2 separate regions of the Homo sapiens genome follow, and region 2 is linked to region 1. The links are chromatin contacts, found by Hi-C or POLR2A ChIA-PET in ENCODE. All regions are on one chromosome and are shown on one strand. Each heading gives the region's core, a stretch centred on a gene start or an enhancer-like site at or near the end of the contact. The rest is flanking DNA. Distances are from core to core; before and after follow the strand shown.

Region 1 (6,642 bases), core at 1,797-4,296:
GTGTGGGAGTAGGCTGTCTGCATAGGAACCGTTCACTGATGAATTCTAGAAGACACAGGTCTGGGATGGCCCTGTGGACACAACTCCGTAAGTGCTCAGCTGAGGCTTTTGGGTGCAGTGTGGGCTGACCGCACGCCCACTCTACAGCAGGGAGGCAGCTGCCCAGGGCTGGTGCTCTGCTGGCGGAGGCCACATGTGTACTTGGGGGTACATAGGCAAGCACCGGCAGCCAAGCCCGGCCTGGCCTGTCCTGGGTGGCGGCAGGGGGAGCGTGCTCACACCGTTCCCGGAGCTCACTTTCAGACCTGTGCACCTGCGCCTTTAGTGTGGCTGCGGTTTTACAATCTCGCTTAATCTGGTTTTGTTTTGCCCATCCTACCAGTGAAATGAGACCGAATGACTGCAGAGACTGGCGCCACTGAAAAACAGAGGGAAAGAAAGGGCTTATCGGAGAGTCCTCAGATTATGATGAAAATTCTTCAGGCATTTAAAAGTCGACTTGTGAGAAGCCGCTGTAACCGTGCCAAGAGCCAGCTCTGTGGACCTCAGGAATCTCATGCTTCCATCTCTGCTGCTGCCAACACCACGGTCATGTTTTATGTGTGCCCGTGTGAATGGGGCCTCTGGGGATCACAGACCCAGCTCCCCTCCCAGGTAGCGCCCTGCCCCATGCAGGACTCTTCTCAACCCCATGCTTCTATATCTGTGGGGAAGGTTGTTCCAAGCCCTTCCGGCCAATGACACTCAGGCTTTTGGGTTGGGCAAATTCTCAGGTCCCTCCGTGCCATCCTACCCACTCTGGAGGGACTAACTAGTATTTCTCTTATAGCACTGAAAAATAAAATTTATTTTGGGCCTCACAGAGCTCTAGGGACCACGTGGCTGTGTCAGCCCCAGGAGGAGGCAAGGAAAGGGTCCCTATGGAGCCCAAATCCGACAGGCAGAAGCCAGGTCAGATGGTGCCCTGAGAACGTGCAGTCTAGAAGACCCAACCTGAGCCCTGACAACCCTCACCAGGAACTCATAAGGAGGTGGGTACAGCACAGAGAGCTGCAGAGAGCACAGGACGGGGGCAGGGCCAAGGCCAGGCCTAGGCCAGGGGCGGGGCCTTCCAGGGCAGGCGGAGGTCAAGGGGGCAGGGATGAGACTGCCCATGGGAAATAAGGGGCACATAAAACCATGTGGAACCTAAGCCCCTAGGCCGGCCTCCCTTGGACAGAGATGCGCAAGAGGCTCAGCCCACAGGGGACTTCTGCTCACGGCCTTCAACTAGAGCCAGGAGCATGGAACAGGGACCATACAGGACTGCAACAACTGCACGCATCTCCTATCATCCCCTAGCTGTTACTTTTGTGAGTTTCCAGCAGTCCTACAATGATTAACAATAAGATTTCTACAAGGAAGGAAGACCCATGGGAAGCATATTTTTCTTTTCTTTTTTTTTTTTTTTTGAGCCAGAGTCTTGCTCCGTTGCCCAGGCTGGAATACAGTGGTGTAATCACAGCTCACTGCAGCCTCGACCTCCAGGGCCTAATCAATCCTCCCACCTCAGCCTCCTGAGTAGCTAGGACCACAGGCACATGCCACTATGCCCAGCTTTTTAAAAAAAACTTTTTTGTACAGATAAGGCCCCACTATATTGCCCAGGCTGGTCTTAAACTCCTGGGCTCAAGCAGTCCTCTTGTCTCCACCTGGGGAGCATACATGGGAAGCAGGAAAGGGATACATAGTAAGGGAAGCTGAATCTTTTTAGAGGAAGAGTGACCCCAAAGGATAAAGTGGGTGGGAGCAATTGCAGAAGAAGAAAGCAGGCTCCAAGTTCCTAGGGCCTGTATGGCGGGAACAGAGAAGCCAGATGGGTCTGGAGGTCCAGGCAGGAGACCAGCCTGTTCCAAGACCCCATCGTGGAGTCCTTCACCAATGGCAAAACACTGATGTGTGGATGGTGGTGTACACTCATGGCATTCAAAATGTTCCCAATCCGAATCGAAAACATAATCCTGCTCGGGTGTGGTGGCTCATACCTGTAATCCCAGCACTTTGGGAGGTGGAGACAAGAGGACTGCTTGAGCCCAGGAGTTTGAGACCAGCCTGGGCAATAGTGATTTTTTTAAAAATTATATATAAAAAAAAATTAGCTGGGAATGGTGGCATGTGCCTGTGGCCTCGGCTACTCAGGGGGCTGAGGTAGGAGAAATGATTGATTCTGGGAGGTTGAGGCTGCAATGAGCCTTGATTTCACCACTCCAGCCTGGGTGACAGAGCGAGATCCTGTCTCCAAATTAAAAAAAAAAAAAAAAAAGGAAGGAAAGGGAAGGGGAGGGGAGGGGAGGGGAGGGGAAGGGAAGGGAAGGGGAAGGGAAGGTGAAAGGGAAGGGAAGCGAAGGGGAAGGGGATAGGGAAAACAGGAAAAGAAAGAAGAGAAGAGAATAGAATCCACGATTGAACCCTAAGGTGGCATGGCTGCTCTGGTCTTCCCAGGATGCGTATGCAGATATAAGACTCTGAGTGAGGCCGGGTACAGTGGCTCACGCCTGTAATCCCAGCACTATGGGAGGCCGAGGAGGGTGGATCACTTGAGGTCAGTAGTTCGAGACCAGCCTGGCTAACATGGTGAAACCCTGTCTCTACTAAAAATACAAAAACTTTCCAGGCATGGTGGTGCATGCCTGTAATCCCAGCTACTCAGGAGACTGAGGCAGGAGAATCGCTTGAACGCGGGAGGCAGAGGTTGCAGTGAGCCAAGATCGTGCCACTACACTCCAGCCTGGGTGATAGAGTGAGACCCCATCTTAAAAACAAAAACAAAAACTTTGAGAGTGCGCAAGCCTGCTGCAGGAGCCGCCATTCCAATGCTGCCTTCTGGAGAAGCGTTGGACTCTTATGAAGATGCCCTTTGGGGGTAATGCTTGTCTCTTCCTTTTTTTTTTTGGCAGGGGGAATAAAAAAATAAAATCCCAAGGAAGGAATTTAGAAAAAACAAGTACATTGCTCCCTCAGCAGGCCAAAGGCTTCTGGCGGGGACCTGGACTTTTTTTCAAGCCAGGAAGGAAGACAACAGCCTGGTGCCCGGGCAATGTGGGAGCTGCAGGAGAAGGCCCAGTTCCCAGCCCCCGGGATTCCCTGGGCACAGAAGGCAGCTGTGTCAGGCCCAGCGACAGGAAAGACTGCTTAGTTCCGGTTCCCATCAGGCCCCTGCTCATCTTGGGTGGCCTCTCAACCGCCCTCTCCAACCTCAGAGACCTGCCCTGGCCTTGGGGTCGGTGCCCACAGGTGGGCCGTGGCTCCTGCTCAGAGGGTGCAGAGACTCGAACTTGAGGGAAGAGCATGCAGGAGAGGCGAGGGAACCACAGGGAGAGGGACCTGGGAGAACTGAAGTCGGGGTGCCGAGGGGAGGCAAAGGGAGGAGAGGGTGGGAAGGAAGAGCGCCATGGGGGCGGTGCGGACGAGCGCACGGGCCAGTCTCCTCCAGCCAGGCAGCAGCGGAGTGGGATGCGCATGTGGGCATCTAAGGCATGCCCGTGACTGCTGGCCTGTGAGCTCTGTGAGACTGTAGGTGTGTCTGCCGTGCTCCCTGATGTGGCCCCAGCACCTGGCGGGGCGCCCGGCACAGGGAAAGAGCTAGCAAGTCCATACATGATAAACCTAGGAGTGAATGAATGAGCAAGGTGGTGTACAGGAAGAGAGCTGCAGCCTGCTGGGAAAGAATGAGTGGCATCTACTCATTCAGCAGGTCGACAGGAAAAGCCCTGCCTCCAAGTCCCAGCCCGGCCACTAACCGGGATGACCCTGGGGTAATCACTGCAGCCTCGTGAGCTTCTGACTGTCATGTGTAAAATCTGAGGTAGCACTACCCACCCCAGGGGGATGAAGGGGTTAAATGAGATGTTCACAGAGGCATTTTGTAGGTGTGCTGTACTCTACAGTCAGGAGGACTGGGCTTCCACACTGCTCCCACGGTTAGGATCAAGACATTGGGCACAGGCCATGGGAGGCCGATTTCCGTTCGGGATCAGAAAGCATTATTGGAACAGGCCACACTTGCGAGGGAAGTCCCTGCCTCAGAAAGATTCAGAAAAGCTAGACAGTCACTGGAAGAACAATTACAACCGCAAGACGGTCAAACACTAAACACCGCTATGCCTCAGAACCGTACAGATAATGGCCAAATAGATGGGGCTCTGGGCATTTCTGAGAGCACCTGCCTGGTGGCACCCCATCCTAATGGACCATGCCCTCCAGTCTCCAAGTGGCTCTTCAGAGCTCACATCCGAACACCTCCTATGCTACAGGTTCTTCTAGCCCCAGGTTCCCAACCACCCCAAGGCCACAGAGGCCAGCCCCAACTCCATCTTCTACATGTGTCACAGGAAACTTTCTCATAGTGCTATTTATTATGTACTGCGGGGGTGGGGGCCATGTCATAAAAGAAATGTCCTCCCTTTTTTATTCATCTCCTTCTAACAAGCATCAAAGTCTCAGTCGCTAGCATGTGACTTACAGAAGCTCTCATGGGAACAAGACAAGACCATACTGTTACCGTGACACTCACGGCCTCCCTGACTGGTTTCTGCTGTTGATTCTGCCTCAAATGCTCCTCAAATGCACCTTGCTGCTCCGCCTCCACCCTAGAGCTCGCCTGACTGCCCACTTGCCCGTTAAGAGTCGGCTTAGGCTTCACTCCTGCCAGAAAGGTCCTGCCAGGTGCTCTCAACAGTCACCCCCTCCTGTGGTCTCACAAAACCCCAGCACCTCTCGGTCACTCTCTCCCTCCTATCTGGTTGTGACTGTCTTCCATGCTCACTTAGAAGCTCTCTGAGGCCAAGAACTGTGTGTACTGTTGCTTCTTTGTTTACCTGGGCCTAGCCCATTGCCTCATACACAGGAGAATGCAAATAAATCATATGCTTAATGAATGAGTCGATGAATGAATGATGAATAAAGGGAATCTAATCTAGTTTTAACAAATCCAGGTTTTGCAATGATCTCACAGGCATTCATTTATCTTGTGATGTCAGGGGAGTGACTCCACCCTCATTTCACACGCATCTTGGGGTCAATGCTCTAACTTACTTGGCCTCCAGTTAGTGGGAAATTACAAGCTACACTTCAAGCCTCTGACTAGGACCTGCCATGAAGTACTTGGGAATCAGTGGAGTATCACTGTGGGGTGAGGTGTCTGAGGCGAGGCCCACCAATCTCCATACTTCTCCCCGGGCCCCTCTGCCTGAGAGGGTCTCCCTGCTTCCCTTGGCAGACTCTGGTTTGGCCTTCTGGGTTCGGCGTTGTTGTCACCTCCTTCAGGAAGCATTTCTGGCTAAGGTGCCCCACTCTATAGCAGCTGGTGTAAAACCTCTCTAAGCAAACAGCATAACTTTCTGTCCTCTCAATTGACTGAGTTCTGAGAGCACAGCCTGGAGCTGGCACGGTGCCTGGCACAGAGAGCTGAAATGGCACACCCTAGTGTTCCCAGTGGCTCGACTCCCCAGGCTCTCCATCAGGACGCAGCCCTCTCCCACCTCTGATGGATATGGGACCATGGAATGCTTTGTCCAGCAGCAACTCTTGCCTCCCTCACAGAAGGGAACACCTAGCCCATCAGACTCACCTTTCCTTACTGGAAAAGTCCACTCCCAGCAAGATATTCTCCTCGGTGTCCTGGCGCCCGCTGCTGTACACCACCACCATGTACCGGACCCGGTCCGCCCAGGCGCTCTCCAGGCGCACTGCCTGGAACAGGGCAGACATGCTCTCACTAACCTGCCTTTGGAGGTGGTGCCTCCCTCCCATCTCCAATGCAAGATCAACACTTTCAGTGTTCTACCTTTCCCTCTGGGAGTTAAAAATGAAGAGAAAATTCTTGGCTGGGCATGGTGGTTCAGGCCTGTAATCCCAGCACTTTGGGAGGCCAAGGTAGGCAGATCACTTGAGGTCAGGAGTTCGAGACCAGCCTGGCCAACATGGCAAAACCCCATCTCTTACTAAAAATACAAAAATTAGCTGGGCATGGTGGCGTGCGCCTGTAATCCCAGCTACTCAGGGGACTGAGGCACGAGAATCTCTTGAACCCGGGAAGCGGAGGTTGCAGTGAGCTGAGATCATGCCACCACATGCCAGCCAGAGCGACAGAGTGAGATTCTGTCTCAAACAACAACAACACAACAAAACACAAAGCGGAAGTTCTTGACAGCAGGAACCAGGCCTCGTTTCTCTCTGTAGCACCAGGGACGCCGCCTGGCTCAGAGGAATCACCCAAAATGCAAGAAATCAGTGAACACATGAAATCCAAAGAAAGTTCGTATTTAGCTTATTTAACTGCCGTGGAGACCTGTTTCATCCCTCCTCCCGCCCCTCTGGGGAACTGAGGAGTCAACCTGGCTTTGGCTTTAGTGCACAATTTGAGAATTTGTTGTAACCTAAAAGCTTTTCCCCTTATCATTCACGAATGGTTCCCCACCAGGTTTCACAATTAAAAATTAAAACTTGCTGGCTGGGCACGGTGGCTTACACCTATAACTCCAGGACTTTGGGAGGCAGAGGCAGGAGAATCATTTGAGGCCAGGAGTTCAAGACCAGCCTGGGCAAAATAGCAAGACCCCATATCCACAAAATTTTTTTAAAAATAAGGCAGGGTGGTACACA
Region 2 (6,642 bases), core at 1,590-4,089, 66 kb after region 1:
GTAATACATTTAAATGTTAAGTCTCCACCCCAAAGTGAACATGGGTTGTATGTTACATGCACATTTGTTCATACACATGTGTTGGGGCCACCTTCATAAATATTCATAGCTTCTCCTGTAACCTGCTGGATATATCATTCAGCCAACCCCTTCAGCACAAAGCTCCTAACCCAACCCCTCCTCCTTCAAAGTGCCCGTCTCTGTTCTTGGTAGGAGGCATACTTCCCAGGCCATGGACTGGTCACCTTGTGGGCTATAACCCCTTATAAGAAATAAGATTTCTTCTCCTCTCTGAATTTACACATTTGTGATTTTTTTTTTTTTTTTTTTTTTAGTTAACAGGGGCTATGAACATTCTTACAGAAGCCTTTTGATTGATGTGTGTTTTCATTTATCTTGGGTATATATATAGGCGTGGGCATGATAGATATTAGGATAGCCATCTTTAACTTCAGTGGATGCTGGAGCAAGTTTCTGAATTTCAACTCTGAAGTGGGGATGATAATAACAGCACCTGCCTTACAGGGCTGTTTCGAGATTCAAAGAGAAAATCTGGGTAAGGCAGGGTGCGGTGGCTCACGCCTATAATCCCACCACTTTGGGAGGCCAAGGTGGGCAGATCACCTGAGGTCAGGAGTTCAAGACCAGCCTGGCCAACATGGTGAAACCCTGTCTCTACTAAAAATAGAAAAACAATGAGCCAGGTGAGGTGGTATGTGCCTGTAAACCCAGCCACTCGGGAGTCTGAGGCAGGAGAATTGCTTGAATCTGGGAGGCAGATGTTGCAGTGAGTTGAGATGGCACCACTGCACTCCAGCCTGGGCGACAGAGTGAGACTCTGTCTCAGAAAAAAATAAAAAAGAAAAAAAGAAAATCCAGGTATTTAGAATTGGTACACCGCAATTTACAAAACGTAAATTATTGCTGTGATGGCAGTGGGGAGCATGAAGATATTGGACTAACTTTTATGAATGTTCAAGTGCTCCCATGATGAATTAAACACACAGGGAACTTTATAAGGGCCATATGTTATATAAGTGATACATGACTATTGTATTAAAATTCAAACTAGTTAGATATAAAGTAAAAAGTGGGTTTCACCCTATCCATTTTTTATTATTGAAGAAAAAAAAATATGTCATAGCGTGGTGGCTTATGCCTGTAATCCCAACCCTTTGGGAGGTCGGGGTGGGATGATTGCTTGAGGCCAGGAGTTTGAGACCAGCTTGGGCAAAATAGCAAGACCCTGTCTTTACAAAAAGTAAGTAATTTGGCTGGGTGTTATGGCATGCATCTGTAGTCCTGGCTAGGCTGAAGCAGAAGGATTGCTTGAGCGCAGGAGTTCAAGGCGCCACTGCACTCTGGCCTGGGTGACAGAGTGAGATCCTCTCTCTCTCTCTCTCTCTTTTTTTTTTTTTTTTTTTTGTTTTTTGAGACTGGGTCTCACTCTGTCACCCAGGCTAGAGTGCAGTGGCTTGATCTTGGTTCACTGCAAGCTCCGCCTCCCAGTTCAAGTGATTCTCTTGCCTCAGCCTCCCGAGTAGCTGAGATTACGGACATGTGCCACCACGGCCGGCTAATTTTTGTATTTTTAGTAGAGATAGGGTTTCACCAACATGTTAGCCAGGCTGGTCTCAAACGCCTAACCTCAAGTGATCCATCCACCTCGGCCTCCCAAAGTGCTGCGATTACAGGCAAGAGCCACTGCGCCTGGCCTGACCCTGTCTGTTATCTTTTCTTTTTCTTTTTTTTTGTTTTCTTTTTTTTTTTTAGACAGAGTATCGCTCTGTAGCCCAGGCTGGAGTGTGCAGTGGTGCCATCTTGGCTCACTGCTACCTCCACCCACCAGGTTCAAGCAATTCTCCTGCCTCAGCCTCCTGTGTAGCCAGGATTACAGGCACACCCCACCACTCCTGGCTGATTTTTTGTAATTTTAGTAGAGACGGGGTTTCGCCATGTTGGCCAGGCTGGTCTCGAACTCCTGACCTCAGGTGATCCACCCACCATGGCCTCCCAAAGTGTCAGAATTACAGGTGTGAGGCACTGTGCCCAGCCGACCCTCTTTTAAAAAAGGAAAAAATACTATGCAGTGAGTATTTTGCATGCATTTTCTTATTTCATCTTCGTCTTTTTATTTGATGATACTAAAGGCAGGTGTTAGAGGCTGGATTGCTAAAGCTGACCCAAAGAATGCCTCCCTCAGGGCTGGTTGGTCCCTCTCTCTCAGGCCTCAGTCTTCCCATCTGTACAGTGAGGTGCCTGCAGATCTCTGGGCTCTAAAAATCACAGCTCCATGTTTATCCCTGGCAGAGGAAGGGCCTGGAGTCCTGCTGCTTGCGTCTCTGGGATACGGGAGCAAAGAGCCACGCATCCTCATGGCCCACACAGGCGTCACCTCCAGTCTCTCCTTGGCCTCATCTCCCCAGCGTCCTGGAATGGCATCGGGCTGGCCCAGGGAGCCCCTGTCCTGTGCCTCTCCTTTCCCCTCAGGGGCTGCCAGGCTGACCACCCCCACCGCAGGCCAGGCCTACAGTGCCCCATGGAACGTCCTGACCCTCCCCCAGGGTGGCAGCAGGAAGAAGGAAGAAAGGGGATCCTCTCCAGCTGGCCAGAGAGACAGACCTTCTTGTGCTCATCAACCCTCCAAGAATGCCTGCCCTCCCTCCTTCCCCCAAGGCCTGTCCACAGGGGCTTGAGATCAGCCAGAAAAGTCAGGCAACTTTTCAGGGACTGGGAGCGAGGTCTCCCGGCCGGGCCTGGGTCCAGTCTCTGTGGGCAGTGCAGTGCCGAGCCCCACCCCTCAAGCCGTGCCCTGTCCATAGCTCCAGACTTTGACCCTGCACTCCAGTCCGGGCTGGCGGACAGAGGGCTGGAAACAAGACGCTCCAGAATCAGGAGCTTCCCCTCAGGAAATAGCATCCTGTGTCCCCGCACTGCAGTTGTCTGGTCTCTCCAGCAGTTTGGTACTTCCGGTGAGTGGCAGATGCACCTTTGAGCTGGGGACAGGGGTTGGGAGAGGGGAGAGGCAAAGGATTTCATGTCCTCCCAATGTCAAAGACAGGGCTCAACATTACAGCCTAAGGCAGGTGACAGGAAAGGAGAGATCCAGCCTCTCAAACATCCAGCAGAGAGACCATAGGTAAGTGATTTTTCCCTCCCCAAGCCTCAGTTTCTTCACCTGGAACATGGGGATCATAACTCCCCTCTTACAGCGTGAGTCTGAGTGTTAAAAGAGGTGGTGCATGTAAAGTGCTTAGAGCAGATCTAGGCACATAGCAAGTACTCAAATGGTAGTTATTATTATTTTTGGTGGGGGAGTTGGTAGGCTGGTTCTCAAACTTTTATAGCTTCTGTTCCATTTCAAGGATAAACTCTGCAAATAACTTCATGAGAAGTAGCCGTGTGGTGCAACCAGGGAGAACTAATTATGTTCATTCAAATGCCTCATCTCTGGCTTACTGATTTTTTTTTTTAAAAAGAAGTCTTTCATATTCTTTGCTATGGGCACATAGCAATCAAAGGCATCAGCTGTCTCAGATTGCCTTCTAGGGGACAAGGGAGGTCCTAGGCAGATAAATGCAAGACTGAAAGACAAGCAGAAAGCATCAAGTGGCAACTGCATGCCAACTGCCTAAATATTTTTTTGGAGCAGTGCAGAAAGCGCCGATAGAACTGGGTCTAGGTCCGAATGCTGTCCCATACTGACTGCGTAACCTTGGGTGGGTGACTTCTCCTCCCTAAACCTCAGTCCCAGCCTCCAGAATGAGGGCGGTAACCTTCCCTACTTCCTAGAGCAGTTGAGAGGATTGAGAGGATTATGTCGGTACTGCATCTACAGGTGTCTGGCAAGTGGCAGAGACCAAAATACATTGGTTCCCTTCCTGCTCCACACTTACACAGACATTCTAATCACACACACACACACACACACACACACACACACACAAATATAATAATCCCAGCTGTTTGCATCTTCTGGGATACATACTCCAAGCTTGCTGGGTTGAAGTAATGATGTAAAACAGAGGAGAACGGCAACACTAATAAAAACATCAGCAACAACACGAAAATGTCCAACCGAATAACTGAGCTGGGTGCGTTTAAGTCCAAAAGCTCATTACCTACACGCATGAATGATTTTACCTAAGGCTGGATCTGCCACATCTGACAATCTGTCTCTGGCTTGTCATGAGGACCTCATGCATTTATTTTGTATTTTAAAACACACACACACACACACACACACACACACACACACGTTGCTATAATCAGTGTCAACTTTGACTCATATCTTGAATTTTTTTAAAAAAAGATAATTGACTTAGGACTCACACTTTTTTCCTTTTAAATTTTTTTTTTTTTTTTTTTTTTGACAGAGTTTCACTCTTGTCACCTGGGCTGGAGTGCAATGGCATGATTTCTGCCCACTGCAATCTCCACCTCCCAGGTTCAAGGGATTCTCCTGCCTCGGCCTCCCGAGTAGCTGGAATTTCAGGCGTGCACCACCATGCCAAGCTAATTTTTTTGTATTTTTGTAGAGACAGGGTTTCACCATATTGGCCAGGCTGGTCTTGAACTCCCGACCTCAAGTGATCTGCCAGCCTCGACCTCCCAAAGTGCTGGAATTAAAGACGTGAGCCACTGTGCCCGGCCTTTTTGATTTTCCATTCTATTCCTACCAACACTCTAAAAATTCCTACAGGCATTTTATTTTATTTTATTTTATCTTATTTTATATTATATTTTATGTTTGAAATGCAGGACTCTGAAGCTTCAGCTGTTCCTATTTACCGGCTTGATTCTCAGATTTTTCAAACCATGTGATTTACTGGCAAGCATGGCATTTAAGCACCTAGGCTTATGAGTCAGGCTGGCCTGGGCTCTGCCTCTCACCACCTGGGTGTCCAGGAGCTGATATTCCAGTGAGGAGACAATAAGGCAAGGAGCTTTGTCAGCTCTCATAAAAGTTTATAGATGAGGTCGGGCATGGTGGCTCACGCCTGTAATCCTAGCACTTTGAGAGTCTGAGGCCAGCAAATCACCTGAGGTCAGAAGTTTGAGACCAGCCTGGCCAACATGGTGAAACCTTGTCTCTACTAAAAATACAAAAATTAGCCAGGCATGTTGGTGCATGCCTGTAATCCCAGCTACTCAGGAGGCTGAGGCAGGAGAATCACCTGAACCCGGGAGGCAGAGTCTGCAGTGAGCCAAGATTGTACCATTGCACTCCAGCCTGGGCGACAAGAGTGAAACTCTGTCTCGAAAAAATAAAGTTTATAGATGAGGAAACTGAGGTTCGATTAGGATTAACCAACTCATCCTGGTTTGCCTGGGACTCTGATGCACTGACTTTTAGTCTGAAAGTCTGCATCCTGGGAGGACCCTCAGCCCTGGGCAAGCTGGGGAGGTTGGTCACCCTCACTCAGTCAAGTTGAGCAACTTGCCCAGGGTTACATGGCTGGTGTGTGCCCAAGTCAGGCTGCGAACCTGGGTCTGTCTGACTCTCAGCCTGGGCCATACTGTCTCTTAGATTCTTCATGGAGAATTAGGAAAAATACAGAAAGCCCTTTATTCCTCTGCCTTCTCATTGTTAACATATAAAAATGGTCAAGCGGGCGGGTGCAGTGGCACACACCTGAAAGCCCAGCGCTTTGGGAGGCTGAGGGGGGAGGATTGCTTGAGCCTAGGAATTGGAGGTGGCAGTGAGCTATGATTGTGCCACTGCACTCCAGCCTGGGTGACAGAGTGAGACCTTGTCTCTTAAAAAAAAGAAAAAGAGTGGTCAGCTCTCCGGAAATTATGCAGACAGTCAAAAAGCCCAGAGAGGGGAATTAACTTAGCCAAGGTCGCACAGCAAGGCAGAAGTGAAGCCAGGTCTGACTCTGCCTTTCTCTTCTCCTCTTTTTTTTTTTGAGGCAGAATTTCGCTCTGTTGCCCAGACTGGAATGCAGTGGTGCGAACTCGACTCGCTGCAACCTCTGCTGCCCAGGTTCAAGCGATTCTCCTGCCTCAGCCTCCCGAGTAGCTGGGATTACAGGCGCCTGCCACCGCGCCTGGCTAATTTTTGTAGTTTTCAGTAGAGATGGGGTTTCACCATCTTGGCCAGACTGGTCTTGAAGTCCTGACCTCGTGATCCACCCGCCTCGGCCTCCCGAGGTATTGGGATTACAGGCGTAAGCCACTGCAGCTGGTCCTCCCTCTCTCCTTTTGTTCCTGCAATGTCTTTGTTCTATGTGATTTTTCAAAATGCTAGGAGACAGGAAGGAGGCTGCTGTGTGTTGAGGGCCTACTCTGTGCCAGGCGTGGTACCAAGAACTTTTGCTAAACTTCTTATTTAATCCTTAAAATGACCCTGTGAGATTGGGATTAACCCTGTTTTGCAGATGAAGAGCTTGTGTCTCCAGAGGCAAAGTATGGGGGAAGAGGGAAGAGAGAAGACCAAGGGTCCCTGAGAGGGGCTGTCCCCTAAGCCCCAGTATCCAAGCTCGGGCTCGAAGCTGGAAGGAGAATTGCCTAGAGGAACGATACCTTTCTGTTTGTTGGTTCTATCTCCAACTTGGCTTCTGAAACCCCAACAGAGTCCAGTTCTTGTGGGCTGGAGCCGTTTTCCCTCCTTTATAAAACTAGGCCATATTAAGAATG

Evidence for each region. A loop is a pair of places that touch in the nucleus more often than their neighbours do. ChIA-PET counts read pairs that join two places held with the same protein, here RNA polymerase II (POLR2A). Pooled maps may share reads with other maps.
Region 2: a pooled map of psoas muscle shows a loop between it and region 1 (5-fold over the local background). The contact joins the promoter of DAO here to the enhancer-like site in region 1. A Hi-C loop is called at or near these places in 1 of 37 single-sample maps with no recorded cell type and 9 of 50 pooled maps. POLR2A ChIA-PET finds 5 or more read pairs at or near these places in 5 of 52 experiments (H1, HEK293, OCI-LY7 and 2 more).

What each region holds. Positions count from the first base shown.
Region 1 is chr12:108,811,430-108,818,071 of GRCh38, forward strand. It overlaps SSH1 (slingshot protein phosphatase 1), which reads right to left. Exons shown (of 15, transcript NM_018984.4): 5 at 5,609-5,730. It overlaps LOC101929204 (a long non-coding RNA gene), which reads left to right. Exons shown (of 4, transcript XR_945329.3): 2 at 1-87; 3 at 383-1,031; 4 at 2,937-4,916. Among named protein-coding and RNA genes, the nearest start is that of MIR619, 22 kb to the right of the region's middle. RefSeq lists an enhancer at 2,762-3,365. Within about 2 kb of position 3,047, at least 3 of the 41 ENCODE cell types and tissues checked have a DNase peak (open chromatin) inside an H3K27ac peak, as active enhancers do.
Region 2 is chr12:108,877,253-108,883,894 of GRCh38, forward strand. DAO (D-amino acid oxidase) reads left to right here and starts at 2,840. Exons shown (of 11, transcript NM_001917.5): 1 at 2,840-2,972. RefSeq lists an enhancer at 2,600-3,217.